Regions from separate parts of the Mus musculus genome. Here region 2 is linked to region 1. The links are chromatin loops, found by intact Hi-C in ENCODE. Cell type or tissue: heart. All regions are shown on one strand. Each heading gives the region's core, and the rest is flanking DNA. Links, peaks and the distances in the headings are about the cores only. Region 1 holds the start of Khdrbs1 (KH domain containing, RNA binding, signal transduction associated 1). Region 2 holds the start of Kpna6 (karyopherin (importin) alpha 6).

Region 1 (9,003 bases), core at 153-8,152:
TTTTTTCCTAGACAAGGTTTCTCTGTATAATCCTGGCTGTCCTGGAACTCACTCTGTAGACCAGGCTAGCCTCGAACTCTGAAATCTGCCTGCCTCTGCCTCCCGAGTGCTGGGATCAAAGGTGTGCGCCACCACTGCCCGGCTCCAGCAAAACTTTTTTAAAAGAAAAGTTCATGCAGAACATAGTACACTGGGGTCTTTACACAATACGATTCTGTGGGGTTTGCTTTTTAGGTTTCTGATTGGCTCTAAGAAACTCAAGGTCTAATATAAAAATGAATTGGGCCAATCATTAAGGGTCCCTAGCTGGAAAAACCAAAAAAAAAAAAAAAAAAAAAAAAAAAGATTAAGGGTTCCTTACATTGTGGTGGAGTAGCATGGTGGTTTGAATAGGAATTGCCCCCATAGACTCCTGTGTTGAAATGGTTAATCACTAGGGAAAGGTACTATTAGGAGGTGTGGCCCTGTTAGAGGAAGTGTGTCCCTGGGGATGGGCTTTGAAGTTTCAGATGTTCAAGCCAGGCCCAGTGGTACCCTCTCTTTCTTCTATGATGCTAATGAGCTATACCTCTAAACCAGAAGCTGGCCCACATTTAATGGTTTTCTTTATAAGTATTGCCACTGTCATAGTGTCTCTTCAGAGCAATAGAAACCCTAAGACAAGCGACTACGACGGTTAGAGGATGAACAGATATCCTCAGAGTAAATGATTTGGGTGGAAGAATTTGGGGGTTCCTAGAAGACAGGGTAAAAGGTCAGGGGGTGACTCATGCATATAATCCCAGCACTCAGGAAACAGAGGTAGGAAGGCAAGTTCATGGCCAGGGTAAACATATGGCTTAGTGGTATACAGTACTCACTGCTCTTCCAGAGCACCTGAGTTCTTTTCCTAGTATGCACTTTGGGCAGCTTACAATCTCTTGTGACTCCAGCTCCAGGGGGTTCCTAATGAAGACATCCTCTTTTGGTTTCATTGGTGCCAGCACACATGTGGTGTCCACTCACGCAGAGAGACAGTCACACTCACACACACACACACACACATACACTCCAACAGACACACAGACACAGATACTGATAAAATTTTTAAGTTTTGCTTAGATTTTTATCTTTGTGTGTGTATGTGTGTGGGATCCAATGCCCTATTCTGGTGTGTCTGAAGGCAGGGACACTGTACTCATATACATAAAATAAATAAATACATCTTACAAAAGAGAGAGAGAGAGAGTCAGGATCATCTTTGGCAACATAGTGCATTGTAGGTCAGTCTGAGAAAAATGAAACCCTGTTTAGAAAAACAAGTGTGTAATAATTAATAATAAATCTTTGTGTGGGGAAGTCTCCCTTCCTGTGGTAAAAGTTCCTGTCAGAGCTTCCTGGGCAGATAACTGATGAATTCTTTCTTTTTCTTTTTAAGATTTATTTTATTTATATGAGTACACTGTAGCTGGGAATTGAACTCAGGACTCTGCTCGCTCCAGCCTAAAAATTTATGATTATGTGTAAGTACACTGTAGCTGTCTTTAGACACACCAGGAGAGGGTGTCAGATCTCATTACCAATGTTTGTGAGCCACCATGTAGTTACTGGGATTTGAACTCAGGACTTTCGGAAGAGCAGTCGGTGCTCTTAACTGCTGAGCCAGTTCTCCAGCCCCACTAGTGAATTCTTTTTTGTTTGTTTGTTTTTGTTTTTCGAGACAGGGTTTCTCTGTGTAGCTCTGGCTGTCCTGGAACTCACTCTGTAGACCAGGCTGGCCTCGAACTCAGAAATCTGCCTGCCTCTGCCTCCCAAGTGCTGGGATTAAAGGCGTGTGCCACCATGCCCGGCTCACTAGTGAGTTCTTATTGAAAGCCCTGTCTTTGGGCAGATAAGGGAAATTCAGAAAACTTTAACCTGATTGCCTATTGGTAATGAATACATCAAGGCGAGATATTGGGGGATGGCCTTTTTGCAATTCTTTCTTTGGCTAGCTTTGATAAGTGATTCAAGCACAAATGCTAGACACAAGTAGTTAGGTGACTAGAAAAGAGATACAAATTTACAAATTAACATTTTAGACATCTTTTTCATGTGGCTATGATGGCACATGCTTTTAATCCTAGAACTCTAGAGGCAGAAGCAGAGGGGCAGAGAGAGAGAGGCAGAGGGAGAGGGAGAGAGAGAGGGAGAGGGGAAGAGGGAGAGAGGGAAAGGGAGAGGGGGGAGAGGGAGGGAGAGGGAGGGAGAGGGAGGGAGAGGGGGAGGCAGAGGCAGAGGGAGGAGGAGGAGCAGAGGGGCAGAGAGAGGCAGAGAGAGGCAGAGAGAGGCAGAGAGAGGCAGAGAGGCAGAGGCAGAGTGGCAATGCAGAGAGAGCAGAGGGGCAGAGGGGTAGAGGCTGGTCTGGTCTACAAATCAAGTTCCAGGCTAGCCAGGGATACATAGTAAGAACTCTACCTCAAAAACAATAGCTAAACAAATCCAAAATCAAAACCAAAAAAGCCAAACAAACAAAAACCCAACCTTTTCAGTAATTTGACATCTTTTTTTGGTGGGGGGGGTTGAGACAGGGTTTCTCTGTGTAGCCCTGGCCGTCCTGGAACTCACTTTGTAGACCTGGCTGGCCTCCAACTCAGAATCCGCCTGTCTCTGCCTCCCTAGTGCTGGGATTGGCTACTTATAAAAATTTTAAGTTATGTTTAGATCTTTATTTTTGTGTGTGTATGTGTACATTTTGTTTCATGGCACATGTGTAGATCTGAGGACAACTTTTGAGAGTCAGTTTTTTCCTCCCACTGTGTAGTCTTGGAGATCGACTCAGATCTTCAGGCCTGAAGATGATTTAACCAGCTCAGACATCTTGACATCTCAGCCTCAGACTTTTTTTTTTTTTTTTAAAAACTTCTCTTTTTTATTTTTTATTTATTATATGTAAGTACACTGTAGCTGTCTTCAGACACTCCAGAAGAGGGAGTGTCAGATCTTGTTACAGATGGTTGTGAACCACTATGTGGTTGCTGGGATTTGAACTCTGGATCTTCGGAAGAGCAGTCGGGTGCTCTTACCCACTGAGCCATCTCACCAGCCCAGCCTCAGACTTTTAATGGGATTTAATTTGGGTTCCATCTGCATACAGTACCCTAGGATGAAGAGATCTTAGAGACTGTGCCCTGGTCCTTACAGCAGTACTATCTGTCTCATGGTGATTTATGTCTTGTTATTCCAGTATTCTGAAGATTAAGACTGAGTTGTTTTGAGTTCAAAGCCACTCTGGGTTAGAGAGTGAGTCACTGACTCTGCAGTGAAAACACGTGTTAAGGAAAAATGAAAGTATTTGTCTTTTTGAAAGAGTGCAGGGGGATCCCTTGTGAAGGACCAGCATTCAGAGCAGGAGTACTAGGAGCTCTGAGAACTAGGCAGCCAACATGGGCTAAGGACTGGCCCTGGAGTCACCGTTTTACAGAATAAACAGAAGGTGGCAACAAAACAATTCAGTCTAACAGGTGCTAGGACTGCAGTTTGTCAGAGACCTAATATAAGATGCTTCTTAGTTTGTTTTTGGGGGACAGGGTGGCCTGTCCTAGGTGGCCTGTAGCTGTGCTGTGTATGTAGGCCAGACTTGTCTCAAACATGAGGTAATTCTGTGGCTTTTCCTCCTCAGCGCTAGGATGCATAACCACCTCATCCCCTTAGTATGGCTGGACATGAAGGCCTCTATGTGCAAGTAGAGGTCAGAAAACTTGGGAGAGCTGGTTCTCTCCTATTTTGGGCCTGGGGCTAGAACTCAGGTTGATAATAGTCCCCTCCACCCCCAACGAAATAAGCTAATTCAAGAATAATTTTTTTTAAAAAGGCATATCTATTTGGAAATGGGTTCCCGGGTGAGTCCACCAGCCTCAGAGGTCGGGGGCAGAGTATGGCTGGTACTTTTTTGATAGATTGTAGGCGAAGAAAATGACAAGTCTACCACAAGCTGGGCTTGTGCCCAGGTATGGTCATCTAGGGTGGGGCTTGGGTGGCTGGTGACTAAAGATGAGGATTAGTACAGTCAGGAATTCAGGACTGGATTTTTTGGCGCCTTTTTGTGTTCTGAGGCTTTCTGAGTAGGCGGGGTTGGAAGGAGAGAGAGAGAGAAAATTTGGAATTTACCGGGGATGAGTGGGTGGGGAACAAGCCAACAAGCCGGGGACTCCAAAAACAGGTGATAAGCAGCATTACCAGTTGACCCGACCCCAAATGCATCTTTTAATAATTCTCTCACTAGTTTTGAACCTGCTCTAATGGAAATCTTGCCGACTGACTTCCTGGATGCCCTACTTGGGTATGGAGGGAGCCCTTTTCTTCCGGTCTTTGCGTCTCTGACTGACCCCTTCGACTCCTTCTGAGTTTCAGTTCTGCAACACACAGCATTCCCCATTCCTGGCTTCCCTTTCGCACACTCATCACTTATCTCTGGGTCAGCCTCCTCCCTCCCACCACGCCCGCCCGCATCCCCATCTTCCCATCCCGTTCGCTCGCGCAGTCTTTCCCTCTCTTCCGGCTTCACTTGGCTCTAACCCTCGCGTCCCCCTCTCTCCAGAAGCGTTCTTTTCATTTCCCGGTTGGAGGGGCGGCCCCCGATTCCACTCCGGGGCACCGCTCCCTCGGGGACCTCCCCAGGCTCGGCCGTTGAAGGAGGCGTGGCGCACGAATAACAGGTCTCCTGCCGCACACTCCGCGGGCCCGAGCGCAGACAAAGACATTCCACGGCGCCCGCCCCCTCCGCGCACTCCGCCCGGGGGAGGGGGAGGGGAGACACGTGTACCGCTAGCGCCGGGTCACGTGGAAAAGAAAAAGAAATGAAGGAAGGCGGCGGGCGCCCGCGCAGGCGCCCTAAGCTCGGAGCCCAAGCGGGGAGGCGACGTCTTCAGTCGGCGCAGGCGCCGTGGTCCAACTGGGGACTTTGTTCTCCGCGGAGAAACTCAAGGGCGGTGCCGGTAGGCGCCTGCGCACGCGCGCCGCCTCATTTCCGGTGCTCTCTCGCTGGGTCGCTCGGGTCGGCTTCGGTCGCTGTCGCTCCTGTTCTTCCACCCCCGCCAACCGCCGCTCGGGCCTCAGCTGCCGCCGCGTCGCTTCCTCGCTCGTTCGCTCGCCACCCATCATCCCCGATGCAGCGCCGGGACGATCCTGCCTCGCGCCTCACCCGGTCCTCGGGCCGCAGCTGCTCCAAGGACCCGTCAGGTGCCCACCCCTCGGTGCGTCTGACCCCGTCTCGGCCGTCGCCGCTTCCTCACCGGCCCCGGGGAGGGGGAGGTGGGCCCAGAGGAGGCGCTCGGGCCTCGCCCGCCACCCAGCCGCCGCCGCTGCTGCCTCCCTCCACCCCTGGTCCCGACGCGACGGTGGTGGGTTCCGCGCCGACCCCGCTGCTGCCCCCGTCAGCCACAGCCGCGGTCAAGATGGAGCCGGAGAATAAGTACCTGCCTGAACTCATGGCCGAGAAGGACTCGCTCGACCCGTCCTTCACTCACGCCATGCAGCTGCTGTCCGTAGGTAAGCGGTTCTTGGCGGGTCCTCTGGGTCTCCCGGTCCTGACTGTGGGTGGCCGCCGCTTTGTTCTTGCTCCCACCCCCTCGGAGCCCGGGCATCGAGAGTTGTCATCTCGACCTGGCCTTCGAGATTCTGCACCCACAGTCCCACCCGGGCTCAGGGTGTAAGGGAAGATTTCTGAGCCACGGACGAGGCCCGAAGAGGACTCGCGATCTCAGAGCGCGGAGAGCTTGATGGATAGTACCGTGCTCCCGCCCCCTTCTCCTCCCGTAGTAGTTGCCCCGCGCGCCAAGGGCCGGCTCTTAACAGAAATGAACCTATTTCTCCCCGCTTTCCCAAAGAGGAAACATTTGGGGGGGGGAATCGCGGGTGATGGAGACCTGGGGTGTAAGGTAGAGATAGCCGGAATGCCGGTCCCGCACAGCGCATCTACGGAGCGGGGCGGGATTTAGCGGGAACTCGGGTTTAAGTTCATTAGAGGTCGGGGCGACGAGAGAATCCGTGAGCTTGAGGTTTTCTCAAGCCAAGCTTTCCATTTCGGCCTGTCGAGTAAGAATTGCTGCAGACCCGGATGGTTTCTCTGTTTTATTTTGAAATGTGTTTCTGAAGTTATGCAAAAGTGTGTGTGTGTGTGGGGGGGGGGTTGTGATAGCCCAGGAGACCGTAGAAAGAAATGATAGAGGGAGGTAAGGGGCGGCAGGCAGGTTCTTTTGCGTGAGATGAACGAGAAATTGGTCTTTTTGTTTTAGTTTTTGCTGGAGTAGAGATAGTTTAAGAATGGTAGTCTTTGTTCTCTGATTGTAGACTATGGAGCTCTCTTCTCCGGACTTGAGCGACTTAGATATTTTTCCTTATTCAAACCGCCGCCTGTTGTTAGACATGGTTTTAGTATTTTTTATGATATCGAATTTTTTTTTTTTTTTGATTTTGGTTTTTCGATACAGGGTTTCTGTATAGCCCTGGCTGTCTTGGAACTCACTTTGTAGACCAGGCTGGCCTCGAACTCAGAAATTCGCCTGCCTCTGCCTCCCGAGTGCTGGGATTAAAGGCGTGCGCCACCACTGCCCGGCTGATATCTAATTTTTATTAAGCATCTAATACCCACAGTCTGTCCTACTGGTTGAATAGTTGGACTGTTGAGGGGCTGATGGAACCTTGTCACCAGACAAAAACTGGGAAGGTTGAGCGGATTCAGAAACCCTACTCTGAACCTGGAACACTTGACCAAGACACCCCATGAGTCAGTCACACGGGGTGTTAAACCCCCCCCCCAACACCTGAAGGCCCTCCCTCCACATGCAGATGTAGCATCCCTAACTTCTCCGACCAAGCCAATAGAAAGCATCTGCTTTTAGATCCCACCCCACCCCAAAATGTATATTAGACCCTAGCCACAAGGAATAAAGGTTATTTCATCAAAGACTGCCTGAGAGCTTCAGAATTCTCCCCCCTCTCCTTTGGAGAGCAATGCTCCAGAGCCCCCAGATCTCCTCTGATAGCGTCCAGTACACAGAGCATTGCACTCTGGCCAGAACGATATCGTGGACAGTTCATTGTGAAAGAGCACTATCTAATGGAGAGACAAATCAGCCTTTAAGAGCACTGTCTGCTCTTCCACAGGGGTTCAGTTCCCAGCACCCACATCAGAAGGCTTTCAGACACCTGTAACTTCAGTACTGGGGGATCCTGTTTTTGTTTTCTTTGGTGGTTTTTTTTTTTTTTTTTTTTTTTTTTTGGTTTCTCTGTATAGCCCTGGCTGTCCTGGAACTCACTTTGTAGACCAGGCTGGCCTCGAACTCAGAAATCCGCCTGCCTCTGCCTCCCAAGTGCTGGGATTAAAGGCGTGCACCACCACGCCCGGCTGTTTTCTTTGTTTTTTTTTGTTGTTGTTGTTTTTTCGAGACAGGGTTTCTCTGTATAGACCTGGCTGTCCTGGAACTCATTTTGTTGACCAGGCTGGCCTCTGCCTCCCAAGTGCTGTGATTAAAGGCATGCACCACCACCACCGGCCTGATGTTATCTTATGTCCTACACAGGTACTCAAAATACAAAGCTGAAAAGAAATAAAAGGAATATACCATTTTCCCTTCATCTGCTCTCTGTTTCCCAGCATTGTTGAAGGGGATTTACCGTTTGTATAATGCAAAAAGGTCACGGATCTACAATGACTTAAAGACCTGCTTTTCTTTCCAGTCAAATATGAAAACAGCAAATAAGGGCCTTTGAAGCACAGTAAACAAAACCTGTGGTCAGTGAATAGAAACATCAACTCTGTGCATGTCAGCTTGGTACCTCTATTCTGTAATACTTGGGCTCTTACGTTTCTGTTCTTTTGTTCTGACAACTTAGTAAAATTTTGATTTTTTTTTTTCCTTTTTTTTCTTTTTTAAAAAAAAAAAGGTCTCAAGTAGCTGAGGCTGGGTACTCTCTGTATAGCCACTGGTGACCTTGAATTTGTGGTCCATTTCCTCGAGGGTTTGGGAAGTGAGCCCCACCACACTCAGTTTGTGCAATGCCTAGGATCAGACATAGTACTCTACTAACTGATTTACAATTTGGGTCATTATTTTTTATATTTTTTTCATACTGGCTTGCAAATAGCAAACACCTGTGTTTGATTGGCACTTCGAATAAGTACCTGCAGACTGAAGAATACCATTATGGTAGAGGTTGACTTGCTAATCTTATTTTTATTTCCTCAAATCTTTACAACCTGTCAGATTAATTGCTGAAGAGTTATGTCAATTTTAAGATGTTAACTTTGGAGAGTGACCCTTAGTGACTTGGTCCTGTGAAATTGACTAAGACTGCGGTGTCATCTCTAAAGTAGTGAGTGTGAGGTCTGTTATATGTAAAATCAGCCAGGTTCCTTTGACCTGTACTCACTAGATAAAATGTCACCATGGTTTTCTTTTGGTATAATTCCTATATATATAAGGCATAATGTGGCCTTTCTGACATCAAGTACGGTGATCATTCTCTTTTTAACGGATTTTTGGGGTTCACAAAAATAGTTTCTTTTTTTCTTTTTCTTTTTTTTTTGACCTAGCTTTATTTTATTTTATTTATTTATTTGTTTTTGTTTTTGTTTTTTTTTTTTTGTTTTTTTTTTTTTTTTGAGACAGGGTTTCTCTGTGTAGCCCGGGCTGTCCTGGAACTCACTTTGTAGACCAGGCTGGCCTCGAACTCAGAAATTCGCCTGCCTCTGCCTCCCAAGTGCCGAGATTAAAGGCGTGCACTACCACGCCAGGCAAAAATACTGTTTCTTAAATGTTTCTTTTAGCTCTGCAGTCAGAGTTTAACTTTGGTGTGGTTACTAAGAGAAAACACTTTAAAGTTGGGTCTTTTTTGCTTTTGCCTTATTTAAATTTATTAATTATTTTCTATGTGCATTGGTGTTTTGCCTGCATGTCTGACTGTGAGGTTGTCACATCCCCTGGTCATGGAGTTAAAGACCAATGTGAGCTGCCATCTGGGTGCTGGGAATTGAACCCAGGT
Region 2 (9,612 bases), core at 922-8,921, 71 kb after region 1:
CCTTTGAAGCACCTTGTGAGACTGAGAGTTGCCATGTCCCCTAGGCTCCCAGTGTAGGGAAGGATGCTACAGAGGAGGGAGGAGGTACTAGCTTTTAGGCTGTAGAGTATAATAGCTCTCCATACTGTTGATGTCTAGCAACTAAAAGTGAATAAATGGCTTTCTATGCTGCTGACGTAAGATTTGCTGAGCTAAATTTTGCTGCACAGATAAAGCCTGGGTTCAGTCCCTAGCACTGGAAAAAAAAAGATTCTGATTTGTTCAGACCCAATGATACTGTAGAGGGAGGGTGACATTACAGAAGCATGGGACTGGGTGTGGTGGCGCATGTCTTTAATCCCAGCGTTCAGGAGGCAGAGGCATGCTCATCTCTGTGAGTGCAAAGCCAGCCTGGGAAGGGAACAAATAAAAAGTTGATTTTAGGCCAAAAAGAGTTTGAGATAGCAAGCAAGCTTCTTAGGAAAGACTTCTCAGAAGTATCTTCCACGGCTTTTATGGAAGCAGCGGTGCAGCACAAGCGTGGACAGATGTGGTGGTGTGGCCGAGCCCACCCTGACCTTTCTGCCTCCCCTAGCTCTCACACATACACACACACACAAACAGGGGTTCTCAAGAGCTTGTTCCCTCTACCATGCTTCAAGATCTCATCCAAGAAGCAGGTTTCTGGAGCATGCCCCCTGGCTGCTCTCCGCCTACCCCATCTCTCTTGGGTAGTTCTTTTTCAGCAACCCCCTGCGGATCCTCAACATCCTTTTGCTGCTGGAGGGTGCCGTCATTGTCTACCAGCTGTACTCCTTAATGTCCTCAGAGAAGTGGCACCAGACCATCTCCCTGGCCCTCATCCTCTTCAGCAACTACTATGCCTTCTTCAAGCTGCTCCGGGACCGCCTGGTATTGGGCAAAGCCTACTCCTACTCAGCCAGCCCCCAGAGGGACCTGGACCACCGGTTCTCCTGAGTCCCAGGGTGATCCTCCAAACAACATCCGGGCTTCACCCAGGGGCTTCCTGGCCAAGGGCTCTTGGGGTTGGGGGGGAGGGATACAAAAAACAAAAACAAAAAACAACAAAAAAAAACCAACCCACCAGAGCTTTGTATTTTTGTTACGTACTGTTTCTTTCTTTGATAATTGATGTGGTAAGAAAAAAGTCTTATTTTTATACTCTGAACAAGCCTGTGTCCTGTGATTCTTTCTCTTGTTCCTGCCTTTCAGTCAGTCAGAGGTATAGGCATGTGATGGCTTCTGTGACGCTCCTTCTCAAGTGGCTGAGAGACTCGGGGAACCCCAGAGCCCACGGTGGCCATGGTGGCTGCTACTAAAAGAATGCAGTTGTGTACAGATGCAGCTGTGTTTATTACTGCAGGCCTTGCCAGCCCTATGAAGATGTGTGCTGTGTGTGTTCACTCCCACAGGTGGTAACATGGCTACAGAGTGCTAGAGCTGGGATTAAAAAAAGAGTCCTGGGGCTGGAGAGCTGGCTCAGCTGTTAAGAGCAGTGACTGCTCTTCCGAAAGGTCCTGAGCTCAAAACCCAGCAACCACATGGTGGCTCACAACCATCGGAAATGAGATTTGACGCCCTCTTCTGGTGTGTCTGAAGACAGCTACAGTGTACTTATATATTATATATTATAAATTTTAAAAAAATCCTCGCCGGGCAGTGGTGGCGCACACCTTTAATCCCAGCACTTGGGAGGCGGAGGCAGATGGATTTCTGAGTTTGAGGCCAGTCTGGTCTACAGAGTGAGTTCCAGGATAGCCAGGGCTACACAGAGAATCCCTGTCTCGAAAAAACCAAAAACAACAAAAAAAATTTTTTAAATCCTCTAAAAGGTGGTAACACTGTTGTCCTAGAAGAATATGACTTGATTCTCCCAGCATGTAGTCACTGCCACCCCGCCCTGTCCCAGATGATGGTGACAGGCCAGGATATTGCTACACTGGGGAGGGAATGCTGGCAAGATGGGTCAGAGGGTCAAGGCTCTTTGTACCAATCCCGACAACCCAAGTTCCATCCTTGGGACCAACACGGTAGAAGGGAAGACCTGACTGCTATAAGTTGTCCTTTAGCTTCTCTATACACACATATATTAAATAAATGTAACTTTACATACCTTTAGATTTATTTTATGTGTATGAGTGCTTTGCCTATATATGTATATGCTCCATATGTGTGCCTGGTGCCCTTGGAAGTTAAAAGAGGGTATTGAACCTGCTGAGATTGGAATTGCAAATGGTTTGTGATTCCCATCTGTTGGGAATCAAACCTGGTCCTCTGAAAGAGCAGCAGGTGCTCTGAATCGCTGAGCCAGCCCCAAAAAGGTAATTTTTACATTTTTATTTCTTTAAAAAAAGCACAATAGGGACCGTGTTGGAACTCTCGGTGCTTCCGAGATGACAGTTATGGTTGCTGGGGTCACTAGGCGGGCATGAGGAGGAAAGCCACCCGAGTGAGAGTGAAGCACCAAAGGGTTGCTTAACTCCAGTGTGTCAGGAGCCAGCTTCTGACCCTTGAAAGTGAAGAAAATTCCTGAGAGCAGGCAGTGGGAAATTGCTACAAGAAGAGCGATACAATGTATTTAGTTACCTTTCTGTTGATTTTTGTATTGGTCTTTTTCATATTTGTTTCCTTTCCAGAGCTCAGGACTAAATCCAGGGCCTTGTGTTATTTATTATATGTAAGTTATTATATGTAAGTTTAGCTGTCTTCAGACACACCAGAAGAGGGCATCAGATCTCACTTCTTTTTTTTTAAAGATTTATTTATTTATTATATGTAAGTACAGTGTAGCTGTCTTCAGACACACCAGAAGAGGGAGTCAGATCTCGTTACAGATGGTTTTGAGCCACCATGTGGTTGCTAGGATTTGAACTCCAGACCTTTGGAAGAGCAGTTGGGTGCTCTTACCCACTGAGCCATCTCACCAGCCCCAGATCTCATTTCTGATGAGAAATGCTAGTTTGTTTGCTTATTTATTTTGTGTGTGTAGTACATTTGGTTAATAGCACATGAGCAAAGATAGCATGCAATTTCAGAAGTTGGAGATCTCTGTACACCAGGGATTCCAAGGCACTTTCTCTTTTCTTCTTTTTCTTTTTGTTGTTTTTTGTTGTTTCTTGGGGGGAGGGTTGGTTTTGTTTTTGTTTTGTTTTTTCGAGACAAGGTTTCTCTGTGTAGCCCTGGCTGTCCTGGAACTCACTCTGTAGACCAGGCTGGCCTTGAACTCAGAAATCCGCCTGCCTCTGCTCTGCCCGGCTGCCACAAGCACTTTCAACTATTGGGCCATCTCTGGTCCTTTCTGTGGTTTGTTTGTTTTTTAAGAATTTATTTATTATATGTAAGTACATTGTAGCTTTAGACACCAGAAGAGAGCATCATATGTTACTACGGATGGTTGTGAGCCACCATGTGGTTGCTGGGATTTGAACTCAGGACCTCTTGAAGAGTAGTTAGTGCTCTTACCCCCTGAGCCATCTCACCAGCCCCGCTGTCTCTGGTTTTAAAGACAGATGGGGCAGAACGATTTTGGAGATAAGTGAGATAAGGAGGTTGATTATTGTGATAACAGTATTCCTTTTCCTCAAGTCATAGAATTTGACTTTTGAGTTGTTTCACTTTATCGGCCAGGCATTTGGTTAGAATTGGCAAGATTGGACGTAACCCCGGCTCTGTGTGTTGATGTGGAAGACTGGAATGCTATCATGCAAAATAAGGAGGTTAATAAGCATCAGCCCCAAATTCCTTGATTCAAAAGGCACGTGCTTCAAGGTCCTCATCACTAAAAAAGGGAGCTCATTGACCTGTTATTTATTTGTTTGCTTGTTTATTTGTTCATTTATTCATTCAATAGCTATAAGTCAGACACTGGAAGGTGGTGGTCATACTAGTCAGCAATATAGAACTGACCCTGTCATTAAAAGGTTACTGGGCTCTGCCCCTACCCCACCACACCCTTTTGCTGGAGAAACAAACTCCCTCTAGTGTGATAGCGCACACCTGTAACCTCAGCAGAGGGGAGGTGGAAGAAGGAGAATCTAGAGTTCAAGTCTAGGATATCTGAAACCCTGCCTCCCGTAAACAAACAACTGGTCTGGGAGCCTTTTACCTCAGCACTTGGGAGGCAGATAGGTGGATCGCTGTGAGTTTGAAGTCTTTCTGATTTATAAAGGTCCAGGCCAGCCAGAGATACATAGTAAAGATCCTGTCTCAAATGAACAAAAACAATATTCAAACCCCAGCTTAATCTCCACTCCTTTTCCTTATCTCCGGAGCCTTGAACGAATCACTTCCTCTCTCAAAATAATTATTTAGTTCAGGGTCTATACAGGCTTAATTATGAAGAATTTTTGGGAAAGAAGGTCTCGCCATAAAGAAGAAATAAAAACAGAAAGAGATTGGATCTCCAGGTCCAATCGTTCTGCCCCTTCTGCCTTTAAAACCACAGACAGCAAGGACCAGAGAGATGGCCCAGTGGTTTAAAGTGCTTGTGGCAACCGGGCGGTGGTGGCGCACGCCTTTAATTCCAGCACTTGGGAGACAGAAGCAGAGGCAGAGAGTTTGACACACTTTGTTTTGTACATATTCCTTCTAGTCTCCCTCCAGCCTCGGCTGTCTATTCCATCCCTAATTGCCATCTTTAGTGGCTGCGTTCTCTTTAAGCCCGCCCCTATCCTGATATCCCTTGGAGGGAAGGGGGCGTGAGGGTTAAGAACGCGTTTTAGCACGGTATAAAACGTTTGTCCCCGTCAGGCCGCCGTCCTGCAGGTCCGCCATATTGTCTGCCGAGGCTACCGCTGAAGCTACCGCTGCGGCCGCCGCCAAGTCCGAGCGAGCGGAGCCGCGATGGGTGAGTGAAGCGGCTCAGGAGATGGGTGTTCGGGCCGAGGTGTCGGGGAGCGGGGTCTGGCGAGGGCCTGTCTCTCGTCCGAAGCAGATGTCGGAAGCATCCAGAGAGGCATGGGAGGAGAAGGCAGATCGGGAGCGCCCCTCGGGCCAGTTTAGGGCTGGCGTAGGGCCGCCCGCACGGGGAGCAGCCCTGGGGGCTTGTTCCGCACTGCTAGCGTCCTGGGCTGTCCCCACGTGGTGGCCTCGGGTCAGAGCTCGCGCTTCCCGGGGTAAGCAGAGCCCTGCCCTCTCGCCCTGCGCCTGCCGTGGATCCGGGGGCCGGGCTCCGGGCTCCAGCAGCAGGCCTGGCCGCGGAGAGCCTGCTTCCTCGGGCTTTTGGACGCCGGGCTTCTGAACCAAGTGAAGTCCTAGCTGCCTACGTAGAGGGTAGAGTCCTCTGGAGAGGAGACCCAGGGCAGGCCAGCTCCGGCCCGGTAACCAAGGGCCGGCCGGGTCCAGCAGAGCTTGGGCCTTTGAAGGCCAGGAAAATGTCCCAGTCGGCGCAGGAATGGGGTGGTTCGGCTAGACTCAGTGACAGCCTTCGCAGTGGTAGAGAGACCAAAGCCAAGACTTCTTGGCACAGACAGGTCAGGGACTTACTGTTTCTGGGCCAACTCTGGTTAGGAGAAAAAGAGAGACCTGTTGATCTTTTTTAAAGAGCATTCCGGATACGAAAGCCGTTGCTCAAAAGAATACGATGATGGTCTTCGAATTCAGAAGTGAAACCAGTATTGGTAATTTGTTGGCATCAGTAAAGTGAAAAACTTTAAATTTGCCAATCTGTACGTGCAGACGTTATTGTCAGTGCTTAACGTGTCTTGTTTAACCTAATTGCAATCTAGTGGGATAGGTGCTGCTGTTATTCCTGTTTTGCAGATGGGGAAACTGAGGCTTAGAGTGGTAAAGTAACTTATCCAAGGTCACGCGGTGATTAAACCAGGGTGATCACTCCAGAGCCCTAGGAATTAACTGGTGCCTTTTATGGGCTGGCCCTCTAGTGGTGGGATGAGAGAGAGGGGGGACAGTTTTAACCCTGCGTAAAGTTGGGAAGTTGTGTTTTGATATGGGTCCAGTTTGAAATCTTTAGTCTGAATGAAAGTGGAAAAGTTTAGAGTGAATTGCTGACCTCCGCCTATTGTAAAGAGTAGTGCATTTCTAAAGTTTGCTATAATCTCTAATTCTGAGGAAACAGAAAAGACTTTCTCTGCCAGTGATTTCAGAATCAGATCTGGCCTGCCACTTCCCACCTCTCATCCAGTTTTCAAACAAAACTGTGCATAGAGAAGGCGTCTAACACACTGCAACAAGCCCTACGTTCCTCCATTTCTGAGCCTTCACATCTCTAGGAAGGGAGTATGTGTAACCTAGCAAGAACTCTGCAAACAATGTAACAGCATTCTTCCCACCCTGAATACAGCGAGCGGTTCTTTTCCCTAAAGCACTCTACACTTCCAGATCCTCTGGAAAGTATAGATTGATTCTGGGAGGTAACTGGAGCCCTAGAGGGAAAGGCATCGTCTGTGAGACGTTTTTTTAGAGATTGAGAAACAGGCTTGAAGGAGCTAACATAGCTGATGAGAGTCAGCCAGGAACGACATTCTTTCACATTTTACTTCACAGCAGCCTCTAAGATTTAAGGCATTAGATGGGTGGTGGCGCACGCCTTTAATCCCAGCACTTGGGGAGCAGAGGCAGGCGGATTTCTGAGTTTGAGGCCAGCCTGGTCTACAGAGTGAGTTCCAGGACAGCCAGGGCAACACAGAGAAACCCTGTGTCAAAAAACCAAAACAAGCAAACAAAAAAGTTCTTCAGTGCAAGAATGAGACATGAAAGAATTTTTAGTATGTAGAGGTAGGTGACTTTTCAGCTAACTTCAGTGACCAGTCTAATATAAGGATATATTTAATCACAGTGTGTAGTCCTCGGTAGTTTGAGGAATCCCTTTAGCAACAGTAAATTGATGCTTTGAGAAGATAGGTAACTAGTGCAAGGCTAGCAATCTAGGCCCGTTGGGTACTGGTTATAATAGAGCCAGCCTTCCCTCCCAGAGGCCCGTGTATGTCACTGCCTCTCCTGTGTTCCCTTCCAGGACCTATCCTTTATACTGTTTGCCTGTGTTGGCCATGCAACTTTTTTTTTTTTTGGTTTTTCGAGACAGGGTTTCTGTGTAGCCCTGGCTGTCCTGGAACTCACTCTGTAGACCAGGCTAGCCTCGAACTCAGAAATCCACCTGCCTCTGCCTCCCAAGTGCTGGGATTAAAGGTGTGTGCCACCACTGCCCGGGTGATGCAACTATTCTTGACCATCTCTAGCAAAGACCTCGACCTGATGAATTCTAGTGGGTACTGGCTGTCTTAACAAAATTTCCACTATCTCTCCAAATCCAGGGAGTCTTGGTTAGTGAAACTTCAAACCAGTCCTTGTTGTAATCCATTGTCCTAGGCAATGTTGATTTTAGGCTACTTAGATCTAGATCTGAAGGTTCTGGAGCTTCTGGAAGAGTTATTTATTTATTATTTATAAAGTTTTATTTTATGTGTATATATGAGTACACTGTAGCTGTCTTCAGACACACCAGAAGAGGGCATCAGATCCTATTACAGATGGTTGTGAGCCCCCATGTGGTTGCTGGGAATTGAACTCAGGACCTCTGGAAGAGCAGTTGGTGCTCTTAACCACTGAGCCATCTCTCTAGCCCTTTTGTTTTCTTGTTGTTGTTTTTTAGTTGTCTGGGTATTGAACCCAGGCAAAATCATAGAATGGTCTTGAATAGTCATGTACCATATAACAACTTTTCTGTGAAGAGTACATTGCGGTTATGATGAAATGCATAGGATTATAAAGCCGGAACTTGTCTAGAGAACGTGTAGCTGAAGAAGCTCTTAGTGTGGTTTGTTGTTGTTGTTCTTGTTGTTTTTTTTTAGACAGGGTTTCTCTGTGTAGCCCTGGCTGTCCTGAAACTCACGCTGTAGACCAGGCTGGCCTCGAACTCAGAAATCTGCCTGCCTCTGCCTCCATACACTTAATAAATTGAACTGGAGATATGCTTAGTGGTTAAGACACCAGTTGCTCTTTAAACTGGGGTTTGATTCACAACTGTAACTGCAGACCTAGGGTGTCTGACACCTTTAATCCCAGGACTCAGAGGCACAGGCAGGTGGATCTCTGAGTTCAAGGCCAGCCTGGTCTACAGAGTGAGTTTCATTCTGGACAGCTAAGACTACAAAGAGAAACGCTGTCTTGAAAAAGAAACAAGAAGCCTTTTTTAAAAACTGAGTGTTTTGCCTGTGTGTACATGTGTGCACACTGTGTGGCTGATGCCTGCAGAGGCCAGCAGGGGACTCCAGATCCCCCAGACCTGAAGTCTGGATAGTTCTAAGCAGCAATGTAAGTATTTGGAAGTAAACCCAGGTCTTTTTCAGAGTTATTCTAAACCACTAAGCCATCTCTGCAACAGCTACAAGGTTTATTTGTTTTATGTACATGTAAGAATGCTTGGATATATGTCTATGTAGCACATGTGTGCTTGCTGTCCACGGAAGCCTGAAGAAGGTATCAGATCCTCTGGAATTGGAGCTGAGATAGTTGTTGGGAACTGAACTAGCTGCTTTGCAAATGCTATAAGCACTGAACTATCTCTCCAGCTGAAAAAGTCAGAAAAAATATCATTTTTCTTCTCTCTCTCTCTCCCTCTCCCTCTCCCTCTCCCTCCCCCCCCCCCCAGATGTCTTGGGCTTTTTAGAAGCAGGACCTTACTCTATAGCACCAGTGACCTGGAACTTTCTACCTCAGCTTCCTCTGAGCTAGAATTACAGGCAGGCTCCACCACACTTGGCTGAAAAACTACAACATTTTTGGGACTAAAGAGAAGGCTCAGGGGCTTAACTGAGTGCTGACTGCTCTTCCGAAGGTCCCGAGTTCAAATCCCAGCAACCACATGGTGGCTCACACCCATCCCTAATGAAATTTGATGCCCTCTTATAGAGTGTCTGAAGACAGCTACAGTGTACTAACATATAATAAATAAATAAAGCTTTAAAAAAAGAGAGAGAGACGGGGCTGGTGAGATGGCTCAGTGGGTAAGAGCACCTGGCTGCTCTTCCGAAGGTCCTGAGTTCAAATCCCAGCAACCACATGGTGGCTCACAACCACCCGTAATCTGATGCCCCCTCTTCAGGTGCATCTGAAGACAGCTACAGTGTACTTACATATAATAAATAAATTAATTAAAAACAAACAAACAAACAAACTAGGTTTAAAAAAAAGAGAGAGAAGGCTCAGTAGTTAAGAGCATTTATTACTGTACAGGATCTAAGTTCAGTTCCCAGCGCCCACATCAAGCAGTTACAGCAGCCTGTAACTACATTACATCTGCAGGCATCTGTGATCACACACACATGCACGTATAGGTACAGACGTATACAAATAAAAACGTTTTAGAGGTTTTGTTTTGTTTGTTTGTTTGTTTGTTTTAGATTTATTTATTTATTATATGTAAGTACACTGTAGCTGTCTGCAGACACTTCAGAAGAGGGCATCAGATCTCATTACAGATGGTTGTGAGCCACCATGTGGTTGCTGGGATTTGAACTCCGGACCTTTGGAAGAGCAGTCGGGTGCTCTTACCCACTGAGCCATCTCACCAGCTCCATTGATTTTTTTAAAAAAAGGTTTATTTATTTATTATATATAAGTACACTGTAGCTGTCTCAGACACACCAGAAGAGG

Evidence for each region. A loop is a pair of places that touch in the nucleus more often than their neighbours do. Peaks named below come from ENCODE experiments on the same cell type or tissue, not always from the same donor. Only the 100,000 strongest peaks of a DNase experiment are listed, where the experiment ranks them.
Region 2: it touches region 1 in a loop (4-fold over the local background); 2 of 42 quality-filtered maps call a loop at or near these places.

The regions. Positions count from the first base shown.
Region 1 is chr4:129,738,284-129,747,286 of GRCm38, reverse strand. It overlaps Khdrbs1 (KH domain containing, RNA binding, signal transduction associated 1), which reads left to right and starts at 4,984. Exons shown (of 9, transcript NM_011317.4): 1 at 4,984-5,508. The coding sequence starts at 5,127. In heart, for the core only: no CTCF peak of the experiment used is centred there; DNase peaks (open chromatin) are centred at 4,826 and 5,646; H3K4me3 peaks cover 4,243 bases; H3K27ac peaks cover 3,227 bases.
Region 2 is chr4:129,667,911-129,677,522 of GRCm38, reverse strand. It overlaps Kpna6 (karyopherin (importin) alpha 6), which reads left to right and starts at 4,756. Exons shown (of 14, transcript NM_008468.4): 1 at 4,756-4,846. The coding sequence starts at 4,843. Tmem39b (transmembrane protein 39b) reads left to right here. Exons shown (of 9, transcript NM_199305.2): 9 at 715-1,171. The coding sequence ends at 957. In heart, for the core only: CTCF peaks have their summits at 4,563, 5,883 and 8,224 (motif pointing right); DNase peaks (open chromatin) are centred at 4,742 and 5,862; H3K4me3 peaks cover 2,606 bases; H3K27ac peaks cover 1,999 bases.